Regions from separate parts of the Mus musculus genome. Here region 2 is linked to region 1. Evidence: chromatin contacts called from ENCODE Hi-C data. All regions are on one chromosome and are shown on one strand. The core of a region is the stretch at or near the end of the contact, and the rest is flanking DNA. Distances in the headings are between cores, read along the strand shown. Region 1 overlaps Cald1 (caldesmon 1). Region 2 holds the start of Stra8 (stimulated by retinoic acid gene 8).

Region 1 (2,868 bases), core at 332-2,831:
GTGGTTTGACCGTGAGCCCTGGCTATCTGAAGGAGGGAGGAGATGCAAATACTGATGACCCGGAAACTGAATTTAGCTCTACCAGGCAGCTAAGGAGACGGCTGAACACCCTGGACTGTGTAAAGGTCCATCTGTACGACAAAGCTGTCTCAGAACCAAACTCAAATAGTGTCAGACACGGGAAGAAAGCGTGAGATCTGCAACTCAGTGGTGAAATGTGGGCAGAGGGCTTCAGTAAATACCCTCTGCTGATGTGAAAGTTCATTTAGGCCAGAGAGTGATTCACTTTTAATGGCCAAAGCATCCCACGCCTCCATCTGAGTCAGAGGAGGCTCATCCTCAGTCATCCCTCTGCCTCTTCTCAGATAAGGGAAAGTCCATGGTATCAGTCAGACACCCCAGGGAATAGCTGCTTTCCAGTCCCTTTCCCAGTGTCCCTTTCCCAGTTTGCCGAACAGCACATTCCAGGGCTCAGAACTTCCGGCTCCTTTTTTATACCAGGCTAGATAATCACCTCCAATCAGCCTTTTCAAAAGATCAATTTTAAGATCTTATCATTGTATATAGATAAACTGCGACTGAATGGATAGAGTTCTCCCTTCCCAACTAGCTGGACTGGCGTGTTATATAGGCAATTTAAAATCATTTAGCATGATTCAGACATTTTGAATAACCCTTTCCTATTATGCCCTCCCTTCATTTCTTTTCTTTCTTTCCTTCTTTCCCTTCCTTTTTTCTTTCTTTCCTTCCTCTCCTCTCTTCTCCTCTCCTCTTTCTTCCTTTCTTCCTTTTGTTTGTTCTTTCCTTTTTTCCTTTCCTTCCTTCCTTTCCTTTCTTCTTTCTTTTATCACAAAAGCAAGCAGAAACCTTTCCTGGCAGGATTAGGGATCCATACAACATAAGCAGCTAGGCCAATCGAAAGTGAACACAAACATTCCTCTGCCCTGCTAAGGGAAGCATTTCCCAAAGTCCCTCCAGTGCTTTAAAACACAAACAAATAAACAAATCCCCTGTATTCCTCCACCGCAGCTGAGCTCTGTGGCAGCCATGGAGTGCAGATGATCTCTGACTCTGAGACATAGTTAAGTTTCTGTCTCTCCTCTTCCATTACAAGCTGTCTCTTTTCAGTTCTTCTATTTGGTTTTGTTTTCTTGGCTTTTAACAAAGAGAGAGAGAGAGAGAGAGAGGGAGAGAGAGAGAGAGAGAGAGAGTCAGTCACAGGGTCTTTTGTGACTTCGAATCTAATATTCCTGTCACCCAGGCCCACATGTCCTGAACAGACAGTGTGACCATAGCATGCATGTGCATCCAGGAATTTGGTTAAAGAATGACTCAGGCGCTTTAAGCTGGAGTCTAAGCTCTCTGCTGAAGGTCTAAGTTGTCCATGAGCCAAATTTCAGGAGCAAGGAGCCAGGAGGACATGTGTGGGGTAGAGCAGGGATCCAGATGAGGATTTGGGGATCTGAAGCTCATGAAGGCCTGCAACTGACATCCAAGTCTTGCTGTTATTCTGGAACTTTGTCGTGCAGAGTAGCATGACTCAGAGACTCCCGTCTCAGGCGGGTCCATGTGTTCCCTTGGGCTCCTGAGTTCTCTCCAGCTTAAGGTCACGCCTCCTAAGTTCCCACACCCCCATATGCTCATGCTTTCTACCACTAAGTAGCCCAGCTAAACGGAGTCTCATCCAAACATCTAAGAATCTAGAGGCTGTTTAAAGTACAGCCATGTTATCTGTGAATGAAGAGACCTGCTTGCTCTTTCAACACTTGTGACCACCCAGTGACCTTTCCGCAGAGATCTTTCTTGGTGGTAACATTCCAAGATACCTAAGAGATCTAGTTCCCAGCGACTCAGAAGGCTGTGGGCTTGCCATGAATTTGCCATAGAATCTAATCCACTCTACTCTTTAAACTAAAATTTAAGGATCCCCTGGAGTCTTTTATTTATTTCTCAGGAGAAAATAACTTTCAGTCCAACGCTAGTCATCATTATTACATTAAGAATGTTTCTAAGAAAGTTTTCCCCCTGAGAATATGAGGAGACCACCCACCAAAACCCTTCCCAACAAGTAGAGTGGGAGACTCTTCTTCTCATAGACATCTAATGCTTTTACAAAGCTATTTTAAGGTTTTGTTTTGTCTTTTTTTTTTTTTTGTTTTGTTTTTTTTTTTTTTTTTTTTTGGCCAGTAAATCTGATAATACCTTTTGGGGAAATGAAAATATTTCTGACTTCAAAATAAAAGAAGTGAGTTAAAAGAAATTTACCTAAGCAGTTGCCACCATAAACTGTAAGACTTGACTCAGAATTTGTTTCATGGGTATCCTGGGAATATCTCCCCTCACCTCTATATTTGTATTCCCAGATACATATTAACCAGGGTGTGAACTCTAGGCCATGGTGTCTAGGACTCTATCCAACAGTGACAGGCCAAAATGAAACTAGACTGTCTCCTCCTGCCTTTTCAGTGACTACCAATATGTTCTAAAGGGCAAGGACAGCCACCAAGCATTCTACTCTCTACACTGCTCTACAGGGCCCAAGCCTCCTTCTCTCACTCATAATCATCCAGGGGCCAAGAGGACAATAAGATGGTGGGATGTGGAAAGTGATCACTTCATCTCACTATATCTTGATGAGATTCCCAGAGAAACTGGGTTGGTAACAGCCCTAGAATCAAACGGCCTCCTTGGTCGAAGACAAATCTGCCAGAGAGGACATGGCGGCAGCATTGCAGCTCCCCCTCTTTAGCATCCAAAGGAGAAAATAACTTTCAGACAAACGCAAGTCATCATGATTACATTAAGAATGCTTCTAAGAAAGCTTTGCCTGAGAATATGAGTAGACTGCCCACATGTCCCTTAGTATAC
Region 2 (2,822 bases), core at 269-2,768, 170 kb after region 1:
AAGCAGAGCCAGGAGAAGGACCATAGATGCAGGCCCGGGACCACCTGGAAACCCACAACGAAGGCCGCCCGAGAGTCAGAAGGGATAGGTCATGACCCAAGCAGAGCGTGGAAGTAAAAAGATACTTTTAAAACTTGCCTCCAAGGGGGTAAGGTGTAGCTGCTCTTTGGACCTGGTACAAGCCTTTGAGAGAGGCCCTGCTGCCATTCCTGTCCTCAGCACTCTTTTCTGTATCGGTCTGGCAATTCACTACAGTGTCTTACAAAGCTCCAGCTCCTTTAGCCAGCCATATCCCTGATAGTTTAGAGGGGAGCTGGTAACTGGGTCCCCACTGGTCCCCACTCCTGTACCTTAAGCATCAGATCTGTTTTCTGTCAGGAGCAAGAGCCTCATTTCTAAGCTCAGGTTAGCCACCAACTTCATTTTTTTTTTCTTTCTGGGCTACCTGATTGCTGCGACTACAGCTATGATCCACCATTCCCACTGAACAGTTTTCATTTTGTTTAAAATCCACAATCTACCAAAACCATTTGAAAGATGACACCAGGACTCGCTAGAGTCAAATTTAAGGTACCCTGTTGCATACTTTAGAAAGGGGCTCCTTTCTAGCCAGTCACAGTCACCGTGAGGTAGATCCCGGATTGGAATCCAACTTCTGGTGCTACCAAAGTCGTGGCTGCAGCTGCTACCTCAAGTGACCTCCGTTTAACCTCTGTGGAGGGGCGGGGGCGAGGATGGTGAAGCAGCTCACCTCAGGTCAGACTGCAGGAGGCACCCTCCCTCCTATTCACAGGCTGAGCCTCTCCCCTTCCAAGGGGCTTTTGCTTGCTTTCCTTTCTCTACAAGAGTGCGCTCCTAGTGTGCCAGTTTGATATGGTGGCGCTCGTAGTGTGCCAAACTGATGTGGTGGTGTCAGGACCATTGCAGATATCTCAAGATGCGAGGGAAAAAAGTGGTTTAAAGATAATAGCACATCTGATTTGAGGCGGAAAATGAGTTGTAGTCCCTCAACCTGGAGAAAACTTGTTGCTTACTACAAACAACTCAACACATCCTCTCTCTCTCTCTCTTTTCTTCTCTGCATTTTAAGTCCACCTTTAAGGTTCTCTTCTCTGCTTTTTTAGTTGGGAATCCCCTATTCCCCTCTCCTATTTTGTACCTATTCCCTCTCACATCTTCATTTTTCTCTTTCTTTTCCTTGAAACAGGGGACTGCTACTGGGACCTTGAAGATGGCTCCTCTATATCTCAAGAGAAAGTTATAGGTGGCATTGCCCTGGTTGAGGGGTGTAAGAACTGGCGCTAGCCGCCTGGATGGGGTGAAAAGGTCATCTTGCTCCTTCCACACCCTCTTGCAACCTGTGGCAAGTTGTTACAATGTTTTCACCAATGTCCACGCTCCCCATTGGCGCCCCACCATGCATCCCCATTGGTCATGGTGGCAGTGACAGGGCTGTGATTGGTTCGCAGCCTGGGGTACCAGGTCAGTTTTTTACCTGAGGCAAGAGCCTCTCTTCTTATTCTGCGACGGGCAGTCGTGAGTGACTGACTCGTCAGGGCTTCGTGCAGTTTCCTGCGTGTTCCACAAGTGTCGAAGGTGCATGGTTCACCGTGGTGGCCTTAAAGGTAAGTACTCTCCTACCGTTTGTGTTCTGAGAGTAAAAGTGGGTGCTTGTGAATGCATGCCCTGTCAGTGGATATTTAATCTGTTTGCACAAGTTTGTGTGTATGTGTGTGTGTGTGTGTGTGTGTGTGTGTCACCGGCGACTTAAGTGCGTGTGGGTCACCCGTGACTCCTAGAGTGTATGGGGAGGGTCAGCCGCGACTCCTAGAGTGTGTATGTGTATCGCCGTAACTCCCAGAGAGTGTGTGGGTCAGCCGCGACTCCTAGAGCTTCTGTGTGGATCACCTGTGACTCCTTGAACTTGTGTGAGGGTCATCTGCGACTCCTAGAGCGTGCGTGGGGATCACCCGGGACTCCTAGAGCTTGCGTGGGGATCACCCGGGACTCCTAGAGCATGCGTGGAGATCACCCGGGACTCCTAGAGCGTGCGTGGGGATCACCCGGGACTCCTAGAGCGTGCGTGGGGATCACCCGGGACTCCTAGAGCTTGCGTGGGGATCACCCGGGACTCCTAGAGCGTGCGTGGGGATCACCCGGGACTCCTAGAGCGTGCGTGGGGATCACCCGGGACTCCTAGAGCTTGCGTGGGGATCACCCGGGACTCCTAGAGCGTGCGTGGGGATCACCCGGGACTCCTAGAGCGTGCGTGGGGATCACCCGGGACTCCTAGAGCGTGCGTGGGGATCACCCGGGACTCCTAGAGCGTGTGTGTAGGGGTTACCCGGGACTCCTAGAGAGTGTGTAAGTCACCAGTGACTGCTAGATTGTGCTTGTGGATCAACCACGACTCCTAGAGAAGGGGGTGTTACCCGCTACTCCTAGAGGATGTGTGTGGGTCACCTGCGACTCCTAGAGGATCCGTGCATCACCCGCGACTCCTAGAAAACGTGTGGTGGTCAGCTGCGACCCCTACAGCATTTGTGGGTCACTTGAGACTCCTAGAGAACGGGGGGGGGGGGAAGGGAGTGGAGAGCGGAGTCAGGGGGGAAGTCACCTGCGACTCCTAGAGGATCTGTGCTGTGTGTCCTCCTCGACTCCTAGAGCATGCATGTGTGGGTCACTTGCGACTCCTAGAGGATGTGTGGGTCACTTGCGACTCCTAGAGGATGTGTGGTTCACTTGCGACTCCTAGAGGATGTGTGGGTCACTTGCAGCTCCTAGAGGATGGGGCGGGGGTCACCAGCGACTCCTAGAGGATC

Evidence for each region. A loop is a pair of places that touch in the nucleus more often than their neighbours do.
Region 2: a loop to region 1 is called in a map of v-Abl transformed pro-B cells, with 2.7 times the contacts of the local background. The contact joins the promoter of Stra8 here to the enhancer-like site in region 1. A Hi-C loop is called at or near these places in 5 of 37 maps with a recorded cell type or tissue (CH12.LX, heart and v-Abl transformed pro-B cells).

What each region holds. Positions count from the first base shown.
Region 1 is chr6:34,749,395-34,752,262 of GRCm38, forward strand. The region is part of intron 5 of Cald1 (caldesmon 1); the gene reads left to right. Among named protein-coding and RNA genes, the nearest start is that of Gm38787, 18 kb to the left of the region's middle. Within about 2 kb of position 1,582, at least 1 of the 3 ENCODE cell types and tissues checked has a DNase peak (open chromatin) inside an H3K27ac peak, as active enhancers do; it is heart, where a contact is called at or near this core.
Region 2 is chr6:34,919,430-34,922,251 of GRCm38, forward strand. Stra8 (stimulated by retinoic acid gene 8) reads left to right here and starts at 1,519. Exons shown (of 9, transcript NM_009292.2): 1 at 1,519-1,625.